Regions from separate parts of the Mus musculus genome. Here region 2 is linked to region 1. A link is a loop called in an ENCODE intact Hi-C map of the cell type or tissue named here. Cell type or tissue: gastrocnemius. All regions are shown on one strand.

Region 1 (8,000 bases):
ACAAGGATCTGTGTGAGGACGACTGGGAGGGAAGGGAGCGCTAATACTGGGGTGTAAAGCGAAGCTTTAAAAAGAAAAGGAAAAAGAACTATGCAATGCCAGAAGGCAAAGAAATACCCCTCCCCCAAGGAGGAACACACGGGGGTCATTTCTTTAACCTTCCACACTTTGGTAAGCTGAGATGTATCCTTGTGCTCTGCTTCTTAGAGTCAGATGACTGGCTGGTCCCTCAGTGCATTTGGTGATTAAAAAGAATCAATTCAGGTAGAAAAAGAAATCTGAACATGCAAAAAAAAAATCATTTTTTAATGTACAAAAATTTTTATCACATGACATAATTCTGTCCTCTGTAAATTAAAAATTAAGCGAAATGCGGTCAATGTGACATTTAGCAGTAGCAACGATTCAATAAAGGCTTCATTTTTAATAGCAGCACGCTGTATTATTAGAACGATCAGTCACTCATTTCCTAGATTAAAAAGAATTCATTTACTAGGGTGTGTGTTGTAGTTTGATCATGACTCCAGAGCTCACAAGGTGGTGATTGGAAAGTGGGGTTTAGGGAGGTGGTGGGGCCGTGAGGAGTGAGGAGGGGTGAGTCTTCTTGAGGGGATCAATCTCATTATCACAGGAATGAGCTAGCTATTGAGAGAAGGAACTGCAGTGAAGCACCCGTCCGGCTCTCCGAGACTCCTGGTTGTGTGCTCTTTCCTTTCTGCCTGCTGCCGTGGGATAACGCAGTGGGTGCAAGCTGGACAAGTGTCACATAGATGCCACTTCTATACCTGTGGACCTTCCAGTCTCCAGAAGGGTGGGGAACAGGTTATTATTGGTTAATGACTTCGTCTAAGGTGCTCTGTTATAGACACAGGATGAAGACCATGATGACACGTGTGCACACAAATTCTTCCATATAAAGGCAAACCAATCATTCTGATTTCAACCTGATCTGATTTCACAGACGTCCTCCACTTCCATAAATGCATATGCCGTCCCACTTTAAAGCTGGCCATTTGCTTCTTCACTCAGGGAATTTATTTCCTTCTGTTGTCATGTAAAACATTCCTTCCTGGTTTCCAATCCTGAGAAGGAATAGAAGGCCACAGTCTTGAGTGTGCAGAACTGGGATTAGATGCTGAGGGAGCACCCCTCTCCTCCTCTCCGCCCCTCCTCTCCTCTCCCTTCCCCTTCCCGTCCCCTCTCCACTTCCCTCCCTTCTGCTCCTCTCCTTTCCCCTTCCCTTTCCCCCCCTCCCCTCCCCTGCCCGCCTCTTCCCCTTATTCATGGAAAGCCTGGGCCTTTGTTGATTCTGCTGAAAGATCTTCCTAAGGTACTTAAATCCAGCAGGATTTTTAATGTCCTACACCTTAGCAGAGGTAAGATCATTTCATTATTTTAAAAGATTCCTTTTACTAACATTTATTCAGTGTATGCAAAAGTATGTATCCCATGTGGCCCACTGATACCCATCAGTGCTGGATGCACATAACTTTGAATGTTGTTTTCATCCTTTCTTGTCTCAATGTCAGTAGCTCTAAAGAAGCATGGCCAGAGGGACTCTCCTTTACTAAACCCCACAACTGTTCCAAAATGTATGACTTTAAAAATATATCCCTCTGGCCTCTGGGGAGCTAGTATTGAACAAGCAGAGACTGAGGAGGGGAAATGCATGCTGAGAAAACCTCCCGGCTGCAATGCAGCCCCACCTGGGTCAAAGGGAGAGGGAGCAAGGATAAGGGAGGAGGGTCCGGTAGTTAGCTCTGCAGTCTGGAAAGGTTCAACCAGACCAAGGAGTGAGCCAGCTGCCAAACGAGCCCCATGCCACCTAGCAACAGGCCTGTCTCGACATCCCTGAAGGATAGTCATTAGCTGCAAACAGCTTATCCCAGTGTGAGCTTGGTCCAAACGATTAGATGAGCCATAGGTCCTAGCAGCTACTTTGTCCTCCAACGTTGGATGCCTGTGTGGTGCGGTCTCCTGACTTCTTCAGTATCTCCTTGGGAACCTCGACAAGCTTCCTGTGGAAGAGAGGGAAGTTGCTGCAGAGTAGGTCCGTGCTGCCCCTCATCCAGATACTTTAGGGTGTAGGCAAACAGATGTGCACACAAACTTCATGGATACACACACATATACACAGACTCACTCACTGAGAACAGACACTCAGACTTTCAGCATACACTCACATGTGGCTTCACACTGTGAACACCTACAAAGTCACACCCCGGGACATGCACATCTCTGTGTGCACTCACACAGCAGGCACGTGTATGTGCTTTCGTGCTCACATCAAAGACATCCAAGGATGTACTACTGGATGCACATATACATGTGTGCATTCATATTATGTATGCATGTATGTGTATATATTCATAATGCAGATACATATATGCACACATGTGTACTTTCTCACTGTGGACACACTGTGGGAGTTTCACACATTCTGGAGAATGCAGACATTGCTGTGCAGAGCAGTGTATGTCAGCTAAAGGCTACTCTCCAGTCTGTGAATGTGCTGAGTGGGACTGCTTTATCGAATCGACCTGGATGTGCACAGCCAGCTCTGGTTTGGTTTTTAGTTCTAGTGAACGAGAAAATGGTTGGCTGGAAGATACAGTAAGAAAGCCAAGGCTACATCCTCAAGTGCCACCCTCTGTAGCAGATAGAGCCCACAGAGCTCTAGTTGGCACAAACTGCCCAACCATGAAGCAGAATTTGGCAGTTTGGTGTAGGAAAGTTTCTACAATAGTTAAAGTAATTAACTTCAGGAGGTAGCTCTGCGTGCAGAGAGGGGTTGCTACGGTCTCCGAGAAGCGGCTTCTGTATTAGCTCCTTTCAGCCTTCGGGTCTATTCTAGTGGCCTCCCCTTCCAAGCGAGGGTGCAGAACGGAGCTGAAGGATGCATCTCCTATGGGTGGAAGCTGGATTATTGAGGATCCAGGCTGAGCTGGAGGAAAGAAAAGAGCTGAACTTGGAAGTGGTGGTACAAGGAAGAGGCCTTGCTTCAGTGGCTGTCTGGAGCAATTGATTATGTGTCTACAGATACCCTGCCGATTTGTAAGGCAAACATTGCAAATACTATTCATTATGAGTCAAACAAAGGTTACACTTGCTCACATGGGGTGCATTTGGATGTAGGAGGTGGGAAAAATAATAAAACACTCTAGCTTCAAGGAAGAGAAGGAGGCTACTGAAGGGCTTTAAGAGAAGTGAAACAAAGAGATTTGCATTGTGAAATGAACTCATTCTTGCTTGCTTGAGTGGAGCTTAATTGGAACCACATTGGGCATGAAAGCAAATAGGATAGGCTGGGCAAAAGAGGCAGGTGGGCCTGACCAAAGGAAGAATGGAGCTGACTAGGGGACAAAATTGAGAAGGCTTGGCGATGACTTCGACGTGGATGAGATAGGCCTAGGCCCTGGGTTTCTAGCATGGCTCCCTGGCTGTGTAAGATGCATTAGTACATCAGGAACCCGCAAAGGCCCAGGCTCACGATGAAAGTAAGGGAAAGACCTTCAGATCTCCAGGGAGAGGGATCAAGTCCGTAACTGCAGAGGTGGTGGTTGTTCCTGACACAAACGAGTCTAAGCACAGCCTAAAACCTTGTGTGGTAGGGCAGATAGCCTGAAGGAGAGTTGGGAGGTCTGAGAAAGATGGTATCTGTGACTCCTGGTTCCTCTCCACAGAGACCAGAGTAGCTTTCTATTATGAGCCCTTGAGTTAGGCTGACCAAGAGTTTCTAACACTGAATAAACAGAGTTTGAAGAAACCAATTAACAATGAATTAGAAGGGGGCCCAAGAGACAGCTCAAGAGCCCTTGGCCAAAGGAAGTTCCAAGGTCCAATCTTTGTCCTTCATACCCAAATTTGGGTTACGCGCAGCATATCAACTCTACTGACCTTCACTTAGATCTGGTTTCCTGGGAATCAAGAAAAGCACACAGTGTCCTTGTGCGTGTACATAGTGCTGTGTTTGCCTTGGCCCAAGGCTCTCCCACGCAGCAGAACCGTCCAGGAGGAACTCCTGCCACCTTGAGGACAGAAGCAGATCCAGAGGCCTTGGTTCACCCCCTAAACTTGTACCAATCAGCATCATCAAGTGCAATAAGTTTTCTAGGAGGTTAAAAAAAAAGCTTTAAGGGTAGCGATAGATTCCCTAAGTCTGGAAAACCAATGGCTCGCCGTCTCCCATAAAATCCCACTGGTGTTGCAACCAGGAAAGAATGATGGATGGCTGGACCATGGCTCTGTCTGATTTGTTTAAAAAAAATGTCAGAAGATAACTATTCTTCTACCAGGAGATAAAGTTTGATGAGGCAAGGATCTAAGAATAGAGACTCACTATATCTTCCTTTTGTTTTGAGAGACAGGGTCCCATCAGCCCAGGCTGGCCTCGTACTCATTATGTAGTCAAGGCTTTAAACTCAATTCCTCTTGACTCCACTTCCTGAATGCTGGGGCCACAGGCATGGACCACAACCCCTGGGTTTATGCAGTGATGCTGGGAGTTCAATGCAGAATTTTGTGTGTGCTAGGCAAGACTCTACCAGATAAACTGCATGGCCCATCTTCCCGATTCTCCGTTTTTAGAGATCTGGCCACTTGCATGAAGCCTCTATTTTCATCTGTTTGAGTGATTAGAGGCACAGACCCTGCTTCTCTGGCAAGACCTGTAGATGCCTGTTTTGTTTCTGACTACATGGGTCTTGCCTACTTGCTTCCTAATATCAGCTCAGCAATACTAAAAGGTTTATTTTACACACACACACACACACACACACACACACACACACAAATATTCTCTAACGAACCAACTTCTGTCAATGTTAACAAGACACGGAAATGCCACTTATTGGGCCCCCTAAATCTCTAACACATAAAGGTCAAAACTCAATTCTTGTGGATTTTTCTAAGGCTTAAAAATGAGCTCTGTACTTCTGGTCAGCTAAGAGAATTGAGCTGCCAGGGAGAATGAAGCTTGACCTTTCAATGGCTATTTCTGATCTGATCTAGTACAAGAATGTGGTGGGTACATTTCCCCTCAGTAGCTATGAAGTAATTACACATTCAAGACAATTCCAGGGAAAACTGAGGCAAAACAAAGAAAGAACACTTCGCTTATTCTTTGCTCTGTCCTTAAATACTGGCCACACTGGGTTAGTTTCCTTTTGGCTCCCTGTGTTTGTTTCTGCCTTACCTTGCCCAGAACTCTGAGACATAGTTTGTACAGCAAAGGCCTTCTTGATGGGTGCTAGTAAGAGGTGAGAGGGTGGCAAAGAGAGATGCCAGGATATTTTTGACTTGCATCTTAGGTGGACTGAGATGCTCAGTTCTACCCATAGTCATATTCAAAGCAGAAACCTCCTTCCCATATGGCAGCCTTTGCTGTTTACAGCAACTCTTGTTTTTTTTTTTTTCTTGTCCCCTCGAGCCCAGAAAATGATAATGACCATTCGCTGTCACAAGGTGTGACTCATCGAGTCCCATGATGACTCACTCGCTATCTCTTCCAACGCTATACCTGCACAGACAGTTCCTTTTAAAATAACGCTTGGTTACTATGGGGAATGTGCTGTTTTCTGTCTGGATCTGAGTCAGAAATACTATCAATAAGACTTCTGTCAAAACGACATCTGCATTTCTTTGCACATTCACACATTTCCTTACATGGTAACTTGTGCACAGCAACAGTGCCTTTCTGGAGAGATGTGTCTTTGCGGTGCATTGCTTGCCTCCAAGGAGAGTGTCAGATCATGAGTTGGCTCCATCAGTCAATAAACACCCTTTTACTGTGTGAATCCAGACATCAGAAATACTTGCAGCTCCATTTGGACCTTTGTGTTGAAGTCAAAGCTTTTACTCTTGTTTCAAAAGAGCTTAAAAGAAATTATAACTCTTTCAATATATTTCACTCAATAGTAAATGCAAATTAAGGAAAAACCCTATTAACCTATGTATATTTGAACAATAAAGACTTTTAAATTATTCCATATTTTCTCACATAAGAGAAAGGACTAATGAAGAATCAGATGGAATATGCTGCATTTCTTTTTTAAATAAGGAACTAAAAATTAGTGATTTGGGTTCTCATGAGCTTAGCACCATATGCTACGGCACAAACTTTTGACTTCTTATTAGATGAGAAACTCTGCAGCTTCTTTGCTGTATGCAACAATAAAGGGACCACTTGGCTCTGGGATTGTGTTTCAGCCTTAGTCAGTGACTTTGTTTCATAGTGTTTACTGGGCATCTTAGAGGTAGGTAAGAGTGAGGGCCAAAGTGTCTTTACTGATCATTTTCCTGTTGGTCCACAAAGTTAAGGAGTGGACTTACTGATTCTGTAGAATGAAGAGCAGTGCATTTGTCTACCATTTATAGCGAACCCTCTTGTTTCATGATGGCATGCAAGATCACCTCCATTCCTACTCTGCACATGAAAAAGTTGCAGCCCAGAAAGATGAAGATGATAATAGAGCATGTTACTCAGGTGTTGGGTTAAGAGCTGCATTTTCCTAAACACTCATCTCTCGGTCTGTTTGTCTATGCCATTTACTTCACAGACTAGCTACACGATTCTGAGCAGTGTTCTCTATCCCTCCGGGCTTTAATTGTCTCACTTATGAAACAAAGGGGCAACGTAGAAAGCTTAGAGATGAATGTCAGCGTCATCTAAACGAACACATCCCCCTGTCATAGGCTGCATCAGGTTTCAAAAGCTACTTGCCTAGTAGATGCAGAAATAATCTTGATGTTAGGATATACTTGGTTGCAATGGTGATAGGAGGGCTTGAGAATCAGGTTTGGGGTTAGTGAGCTAAGAATGACTCTCAGAATCCCCTTGTTGGTGAGTACACTGAGATGCTCTAAGACTCTTAGGCTAAGTGAGTGTGTTCAGTGCAAAGAGTGATGAGTTTAAAGACCAACAGACCCTAGAACAACTCTGGCTTTCCCATCATGACTTGGACAATATTATAATCTCTCTGAATCTTGGTTTCTTCAGCTGTAAAGTCAGCTATCAAATTTAAAAATGTCTTAGATGATACTTTGCACATAGCGAATAACCAATTAAATTTTTGTCTGTTCTCTCCCCCAAAGGTAGAAGTAAGTTTTTTGTTTGTTTGTTTTTGTTTTTTAAAGAATGGGGGGAAATGTGTAGACAAAAGAAAGCTGAAATGAGGATAAGAAAGCAAGATAGGGATGGAGAATAGAAAAATCTTCATAGGAAGGGGAGGTGGGAAGGGGAGATAAACAAACTAGAATTCTAGACGTCAGTGGAGGTTGATAACAGGGACTGATAAAAGAAATCTGATACATTAGCAAGATAAATGCTTCAGCCATAGACAGGGAGCAGGCCCTTCTCACAAAGGTTATTGAGAGAAGCATGCCTTTACCAGTGTCTTTTAATGGAATGTTCTTTCTAAATTTATGGAAAATGCCCTTTGGTAAGCCACTGTGGCAGACTCAAGTCCTTATTTAGATAGAAATATTTAATTAAAACAATGCCTCTTACTGTCAAACTCTGTAGCAGATTGAAGCCTTTCTCCTAATAGGTACAGAATGGTAGGCCTGGGGCATACACCTCTGAGTCACAGGCAGGCTGGGAGGGATGGGATGTAAAAAGTGGTACAGGAAGATAGAGTTGACCCAATCCCAACAGGATTGTGTTCCCAAAAGAAAATGCCTGGGAAGTTAGCCAGGAGCAGGGAGACACATCAAACAAGAAGACTCAGAACACATGCCATCCCACAGCTATGCAGTAATTACAGAGATGAGAAAACAGAGGTCCTCCTATCTGTTCAGGAATTAACTTAGGACTGAGAAGTTATGCTGCTGCTGACTAACTTGGAAGCTGTAAAATAACTCTGGATGTCAAGGGATTACACTTCAAGTGACACAGGAAGAAAAAAAGGCATAATGCCTTCCTTCTGGTTTCAATAAGGTAGAAGTAACTCTACCTGGGATTGCATCTGCTTGATGCTTAAAGTGGCTCTTCATCCACCTCC
Region 2 (8,000 bases), 160 kb before region 1:
GTGGGATTCGGGCCCCTCTACAGGCAGTTAGGTCTGGATTCAATTCGTTTCCCTCTTCTCCTTTGCCTTCAAGTCCAGAAATAGCCTCCAAAACTCAGGGGAGTTGTTTAAACTATTTCTGACTAAACGCTGATCCCTGGGCCCCTGACTTGTCTTGGCGAAACTGTGTGCTCCAAAGCAAGTCAGACAGCAGGCAACACCTCTCTGCCTCACCAACTTTAGCTGCTTTCCCTTGTTGAAACATCTTTGTCCTAGAAAGTCTGTGGTCCCTAGGAACTCTCATCCTTTCCTGGAAAGACAGAAAGGAACATCATGTCTTAGCATTTGGAGGAAGTCTCTTCTATTCATCTGTCTGGTTGTTCTGCTTTGTGTAAGATTCTAAGGGTGTTTGGAGGCACAGAAGGTTCCCAACACGTAGTGTGGTCTCCCCCTGTTGTCCCAGCTGTCCATCTCTAAGTGGGGGGCCCAGCCTGGGGCTGCAGCCTCCTTGGACAATATGATACTAAAGGGCTGCAGCTCTGACTTGGCTCTGCACAAGAGGTCTTGGATAGAAACATCTCCGAGAAGGAAGGCCAGGGAGGCTCAAGGAATTTGCCGTTTATACACATTTAATAACAAAAGTTAGGGGCACCAAGCCAGGGGATTAGCTGAGGAAAGCCCTGCTAGGAAGTTGGCTGAAGGAGAGCAGAGTCAGAGAAAATGAGTATCAGAACAGTGGGAGGAGAGGCCTTAGCCTAAGGGGGGTCACAGGGCCCCCTTGTGATGAACTCAGTGCCTGTGGCGGACATTCCATATTTTATCTGAACTCAGTGGGGGCGGGGGAGGTGTCAGAGAAAACTATGGGAAAGAGGTGTAAGATGGGGTACTGCTTAATAGACAATGTGCCCACTGGTTGCCCAGGGCACATTCACACGACCTCAGACATGAAAGAAATCTCTGTGATGGTTGGCTCCAGCCTGCTGATCAGGCTGGTGGGGTAACACCGCTTGCCAAGGATGGAGGACTCACCTGGTAATCTCTCTCTGTCTGGGCTGCAAACCAAGAGGAGTTTGTTTGGAGGCCTCAGGTTTTTGAGGGTTGGGGTTCTGCTAGGGCCTCAGTGAGCCTTGTTGCAGACCTCCCTCCACAGAACCTCATCAAACCATATTCATTTCCGAAACATTTCCTGGGAGCTTTTTCACAGGAAGCTGGTGAGAATATAAAACAGAACTCAAGACACCTGGGCAGTAGTGTTTTGAGACTCAGTATCCTCTCTAAGCTCACTGGTCACTCTATTCTTTCAAGGCGGGGAGACGCCATCTTTTACAGAAGGTCTTATCCTTCCTTGAGTATCTCCCTCATTCAGTTAGGCTCTCGGGGTACCAATGTTTTGTTAACTTTAAGTCCACTTATTGGTAACCTGAACACAAGAATAACGTTTTATTTATCCAGTTTGAGACAAGAACCGTGCAAGCCACAGGGCAAAAAATCCCAGGAGTTTCTTAAAATCCTGCCTGCTGATAACCATTTACTTTTACATACTAAGAATATCCTGTCTATTTGCCCAACTTCCCTAAACAATGAGTCAAAGGCTCATAGGATAGGGAAATTTTATATTCAGAGAGAAAAATCTATTTTAGACCTCCTATTTATAGTTCCTGAAAAAAACATTTTCTTTGAGGGTAAGGATGTATTGCCGATGACTGCATGTCCAGGGAGGAGCACAGTGGCCGGGTTGGTACCCTGGGGACCAAGGAAACTGAGTCATAACGCTGCCCTTTCCAGTTGTCACTCAGCATTAACCCCGGAGAGGCCTGGCCTGCATCTGTCGGCTGTATCTTATGGAAAGTGACAGGTAAGCGTGACTCTGACTTAGGTTCAAATCTTCCTTAGTCAGTTAGTTGTAAAATAACCACATTTTATGGAAATGTGGCTTTGAGAGTTCTTATGTAAGTTAGTGGCTCTTGGTACAAAAATCAAGTATTGTCTCTTAAATTCAAGTATTTTTAACATTCAAAATCGCCCACCAGTTTTTTTTTTGTTTTGTTTTGTTTTTTAAGGTGGGTAACAGAAAAAAATCCATTATATATGGTTAGACAATCCATCTATCATCTATCTGCTGGTATTTTATGCATCCAGCCTTAGAAACACTGCTGATAAGATTTTCGAGATGTATTCAAGAAGTGAATCAAGCTCGCAAATTGTTTCAAAGTAACATGTTAGAGAGAGCCAATATTGCCCAAGATTACATACATTTCTTTTATCACTTTCTAATTTTCCTTTAGTATTGATTTGTCTAATAAAGATTAGCCCACTAATAAAAGCACTACCACGGGGCACTTTTAGTCCAAAGACAGAGGTATAATGAGGGTTCTTCATCAGCTCTGAGGGGGATCACCCCACGCAAGATACCCAAGGCTGCACTTTGCCCGTTCTGTCCTCAAAGAAGTTCAAAGACTTCCAGAGCCTCAGAAATGGGATGGATGCTACACCAAGTGGGTACTTGGCAATAACAGCCCTCCCCCCAGGCACCTCTGATTTTCAAACAAAGCCCCTAGAAGTCCTCAGTGCCACGGGGACATGCAAGGCCTGGATGAAGTAAGCTTCGGAGTGAAGACTTAAGGACGCTGACAGGACCTTCTCAGTCCCAAGGATGCTCACCTGAGGCCTGGGGTAGAAGTTACCTGAGCCAAGTGTGGCTCTGGCTGAGCTCTAGCGAATCAGACCTCAGGGTCTCTTTCTAAAGCCTTTGCTGTGTACTGTCACCTTCTGATAAGCTGAGGGATGCACATGAATGTGTGTCTAAACTCTTATACAAGCAGTTATACCTTTATATCGCTGGCCAGGAAGAGGGCCATGTTGAAAGCAGACATCTATCCTGCAGGGACTGTTACATGCTTGGACTATAACAAGCCTTAGCATTCTTGTGATACACACCAGGGGCCCAGGCTTTATGATGAGGAATAGGTTGAGAGAGAGGTTAAACATCTTCCAGTGTGGTCCAGGTGATTGACCAGTGGTGATCTCAGGAGCCCACATGGGACTGTACAGCCTCACATATGACAGTGTCCCTCAGAGCCATCTTGAAAATGGTGGAACCAGTCCCAGCCAGTAGTGCCTGTGGTCCTGGAATAATGAGACTCTTGGTTCGCTTCTGACAGGGTATGCAGGCTGGTTTGCACTGTGGCCGGGCAAGAAGGGGGGAGGGGATGCCATCTACTCTCAACACTGCTTCCTCTGCCCATGTGTTTTGGCACCATCAGCTCTGAGGGGGAGGGGAGGCAGTGAGGAAAAAAAAAGTCCTTATGCCTTCCTCCCAGGCTGCCTGGAGTGCTGACACAGGTTTGCCATGGTGACAGGCCAGCTGGAGCCAGAAGGGGACAGATGATTTAAATCTGAACTGGAACTTAAAATTATTTCTCCCCTTTCAAGCATTTAGCTACCAGAAAGATGAATGCACTGGGGTTTCCTCCCTTTTAATATTATTTCTCCTTGACAGCTTATCAAAGTGATTTTCTAATTCTTTTCTTATCCCCACAACTTGAGATTGATCTTCTAAGTAAAAAAAAAAAAAAAAAAAAAAAAAAAAAAAAAAAAAAAAATCATCTCCAATTTAATCTTGAATGAGTTCAAGTCATCTCTCATTATCAATTTCCCTGGGTTAGAGAGACTGGATGACTTGAAATCAGTTTTCCTGCCGGTCGTTCATGGGGAAGGGGACTGGATCAAATGTATAGGTCATTTCAAATAAATTCTATAATTCTTTTGTGAAGGACGGAGGGTTGCTATCACACTGTGCTATGATGTTGGATATCACACATTACCACTTACTGATTCATCCATCTCTAGGGTTTTTTTTTTTCTTCCTAATGAGCACATGGCTCTTTTCTTTGCACTTTTTCTGTTCCTGTAGGTAACAGTGGTACACAATTTGGCTTCAGAAACTCAACCTTCTGGGAACAAGTTCTCCATTGAGAATTCCCCAAAGTACAGACCATATGTGTGAGCTTTTCTAGCACTTAAATATTAACATGTGTTTCACAACTAATCTACAACTGGCTTGTACTTTTACAGGCTCAAGTCGGGTCCATTCATGCTCTGGCTGTTATTCGTGGTAAGTCTGAGCCACAAAAGACAAAGAACATTTCTCTAATGCCACTGCCTACTTCTAAATGACTGGACTTTTGTTAAGTCAATTGCTATATTTCAAAATTAAGTTGAAATTTTTATGCATTCCCAGAAACTCCTGAAATATTCAGCTCTCTTGGGAAATAATAAATTACAACTCCTGCTTTAAGGACCAGCATTTCTCTTTTCTTTTCTTTTTTGAGACAGTATGTAGCCCTGGGTGGCCTGGATCTATATAGACCAGGCTGCCCTCCAACTCAGAGATCCCTCTGCCTCTGCTCCTGCTTCCTTAGTGCTGGCTGGGACTAAAGGTGTGCACGACTACATATGGCAATAATCTTGCTACTTGCTAATGCTAGGTTCTCACTTTGTAAAAAGTAATTTGATTTTTTAATTTAAATATAAGAATCCTTTTTTTTCTCTATAAATATAACATGAACTTAACAGAGCAAATAGAAGGTGCTATCAGCAGCACAGCAATACCTCCAAATATTAAAGCCACCGCTAAAGCTTCTTGGTTGCTATAGAGTCACTGTGATTATTATGGGATAAGAGTAAGAACTAAACAAAGAACAAAGTGAAGGACACTTTTCTTAAATGTTTGAGACATGAGGGAAAGCACCCCCAAACAATAAATGTCCAAATTTACTAGGGTAAGATGTAAGAAAATATATTTATTTTTTCCATGACAATACTATGATAAAATTGTTAAATACATGCATGTTTTAAAAACAGACATTGGTAACATCTTTATATAATTAACAGCCAAGCGATAGTAGTTTTATATTTGCAGTGTCTTAGGCTATTTACATCATCTATGTTCTTGTGATAATCATGTCTCTCAAAAGATATGGACGCTAAATTCTGAAATTATGCTATAAAGGGTTCAAATTTCCCGTTTTAACAGCGACATAACATTTCACAAAGCTGGGAATGTCTCCGCTGTCAATCTCCGTGAGTACTGTTTTATTCTATACTCAACTCAGAATCTTTTGAGTCGGAGTGAATCGCAGACACACACACATCAATCTCCTTTATGTCCTGTGTGTGAGCATTGAAAAGATTCCTTATAGGACTGAACATGATTTTAGGTATTGCACATCATAACCGATCCTTTGATTTAACACAAGTCTGTAGTGATAATTTTGCAAGAAACAAAACAGGGGAAAGTTATGCAAACAGCAATTTCTATCTTCTTTCAGCTACATGGACACACACCTGACCAAACAAAAGTTAGTAAACAGGAGCTAGCATTTACAGAGACCTAGAGATATTTAACATGACACCATCTTTTAAAACAACATTCATTCTACAAACCTTACAAAAGACGAAGACTTAGATCTGTTCACAGTATGTGTGTCTTGTAAACAGTAATGCACTGTAATGCAAATTTGAAAGGAAAAAAAGTGGTAATTTCTTAGTGTTACAGGGAAGATGGCTGATGGCCTGTCTGCTAGTGAAAGATCTGGTAAAATAAATTTTAAAAAATTTTCCTAGGACCAATGAGAATTTTCAGATGGCTTACTTTACCTTTGGACATGCCTGTAAGTTGGTATCATCTGGGACTCAGCGTATCTCTCTATCCAGAACAACCTTTTTAAAGCAACTCTAAAGAGAATGTCTTTTAGCAGCTGTGTCCTGTGGTATCCCCTAACATCTACCCCATCACAAGGAGCTGGACAGGGTTCATTCCTCAACATTCCTTCACCATGCTGTTCATACTTTGTCAAAGACTACATCAGAAGGAAACGTAAGCGGAAGGAGCTGGGTGTTTATAATTGAGCTAATCGGAAAAGACAGTGAAAGTGTTTGCATCAAAGGAGAGCATCGCCCCGCAAACCTCCCTTCAGCCTTTTGTTCTAGGACCACCTGCCAAAGGGCTCAGCTGCTCAGGACTTAAGGACGATGGGATTACTACCTAAAGATATTTTGATCTCTAAAGATATGCTACTGGATGTTGGAGCTAGTTCGGAAAGTTGAAACTACCCATTTGAGATGGAATAATTACAAATAAAAGCGCATGTAAGAAATCAGAATAAAATTAGGAAGGCAGCCAATTTAGATGTACCAAATATTCTAGGCATAAGTACAGCAAAATGCCTATTACAGCGGGATTTCTTTTCATGTTGATTGTCTATACAAAGGCGATCTTGAAGGCCCATATGAATCAACTAACATTAATGTTCCTGTCTTTTATCCTCAGCATGTTTTTTTCATTTTTAAAGTATTCGGTTCCAGCAACCAAAAATTGCACACTTGTTTAATGTGCAATCGGATATGGTTTATTTATAATAAAAGTATGCCACAGTTAGAATTTAACTTAAGCAAATTCTATTTACACCTTGGACAAAAACTGCCATTCATAATACAGGAGAAGAAGTACTACTCTGGTTAAGGACAGCCTGATCCAGTCACAATCTCGTATCATAATTAGAAGCATGTGGCTATTCTAGGCCAGAGGACAACCCCAGAAACTCTAACAAGAGGAAAAACAAAACAAAACAAAACAAAACTTGGTAGTGCTCAGCTAAATGTTGCTCACAATCATTTATGCCTCCATTTAGAAATAAGTCCTCTGTATTATAATCAGCATGAATATGGTCATGTAATTATTAAGATAAAGGGAGCAAAAATCCAACAACCCTAGTAAACTAAGAGGTTTAAACAGGGTGAATAGCACTGGGCAGAATCCACGATTCAAGCGAAATCACTTTGAAGGATATTCTAGGGTTATGTCTAAAAGATTAACAGTTTTTGCTTGGCCCCACCCCCACCCCCTCTGTAAATTTTTTTGTCCTGGACACTGAGGTAAGACAGGTATGACAGCATGAAACTTTTTTTCACAAGAAAGTATCAAATCAATTCAAGGAAATGCCTTGGTATATCTTACCAAGACAATGAGTTCTTCTAGTGATCAGCTAAGCTCGCTCATGCATGCTGCTTGACATAACGCAAGCCAGATTGGTACAGATGGGTCTCCAAGCTAATAGCTCATGACACAAAAGCAAACAACTCTGCAGTGAATAGGGTGCTGACAGGGCGCATCTAGTGAAAGGCCTGATGAGTCTTCACAGTTTCCCTCACACTGTGGGGCTGTTTCCACAATGTATCCAAATCTTTCAGTCAATTCTTTTTTATCTATGCGAGTCACATCTTAATCTCTCCCATCCTTCAAGACAGTTCCACGGAATCTGTCACACTCTAGAAAGGGACCCCATCAATACAGACACAGAACTCTCACTGTGTGCCTGGCATTAGCAGCTGATGGCCCTTCCCCCACACTTCACTTGAGATGCCAAGTATTGTACTTTCGGGATCCTTTAAAAGGCCATTTTGCTCATTTCAACCCAGTTTCAAACAGGAAACAGTAGAAATTACCTTAGTGCAAACACAACAAATTCTATCTGAGTAAGTGCCTAAGCAGTAAGAGACTTTGAGATAATACTTTCTGCATATTGACATATGAAGGGGTACTTGAATTGCAAAATACCATGACATTGACTTCAAATTTCTATCGGGAGGAAGCATTCTTAAGCCTTTCACTAAATTAGGTATACTGAGCACTGAAAGGGCTGGGACGGATGCAAATACAGTCAGGATTACTGTGACAGGAGAGCTTTCTAACAAGAGTTCAGTTTGCAAGAACTTCTAAGACTGTGATTTCCTACTGTCATGTCTGAGTGCGACAGTGCTGGGTGTTCGGAATGCAATCCTTCCAGTTCCCCTGAACCACGAAAGCAAGACTAATGTGCAAACCGAGGCTGACAGCTCCTCCCTCGAGCTTCCCGATGAATGGCGGCTTCTGTTGCCAGCTGCAGGAACAAAAGCACCTCTATCACCCAGCTCAGAAACACAACCCAGCGTTCCAGATATGCAGAGCTGCCGTCTCAAGG

Evidence for each region. Peaks named below come from ENCODE experiments on the same cell type or tissue, not always from the same donor. Only the 100,000 strongest peaks of a DNase experiment are listed, where the experiment ranks them.
Region 2: a loop joins it to region 1, with 2.1 times the contacts of the local background. A loop is called at or near these places in 3 of 42 quality-filtered maps.

What each region holds. Positions count from the first base shown.
Region 1 is chr15:7,035,251-7,043,250 of GRCm38, reverse strand. It overlaps Gm30663 (a long non-coding RNA gene), which reads right to left. Exons shown (of 4, transcript XR_383813.1): 2 at 5,665-5,831; 3 at 3,898-4,028; 4 at 1,869-2,018. Among named protein-coding and RNA genes, the nearest start is that of Gm30663, 4.9 kb to the right of the region's middle. In gastrocnemius, a CTCF peak has its summit at 4,025 (motif pointing left); no DNase peak of the experiment used is centred here; H3K27ac peaks cover 1,633 bases.
Region 2 is chr15:7,194,246-7,202,245 of GRCm38, reverse strand. Lifr (LIF receptor alpha) reads right to left here. Exons shown (of 20, transcript NM_001358593.1): 20 at 4,757-8,000. Among named protein-coding and RNA genes, the nearest start is that of Lifr, 69 kb to the right of the region's middle. In gastrocnemius, no CTCF peak of the experiment used is centred here; DNase peaks (open chromatin) are centred at 3,236, 7,086, 7,347, 7,882 and 1 more place; H3K27ac peaks cover 3,021 bases.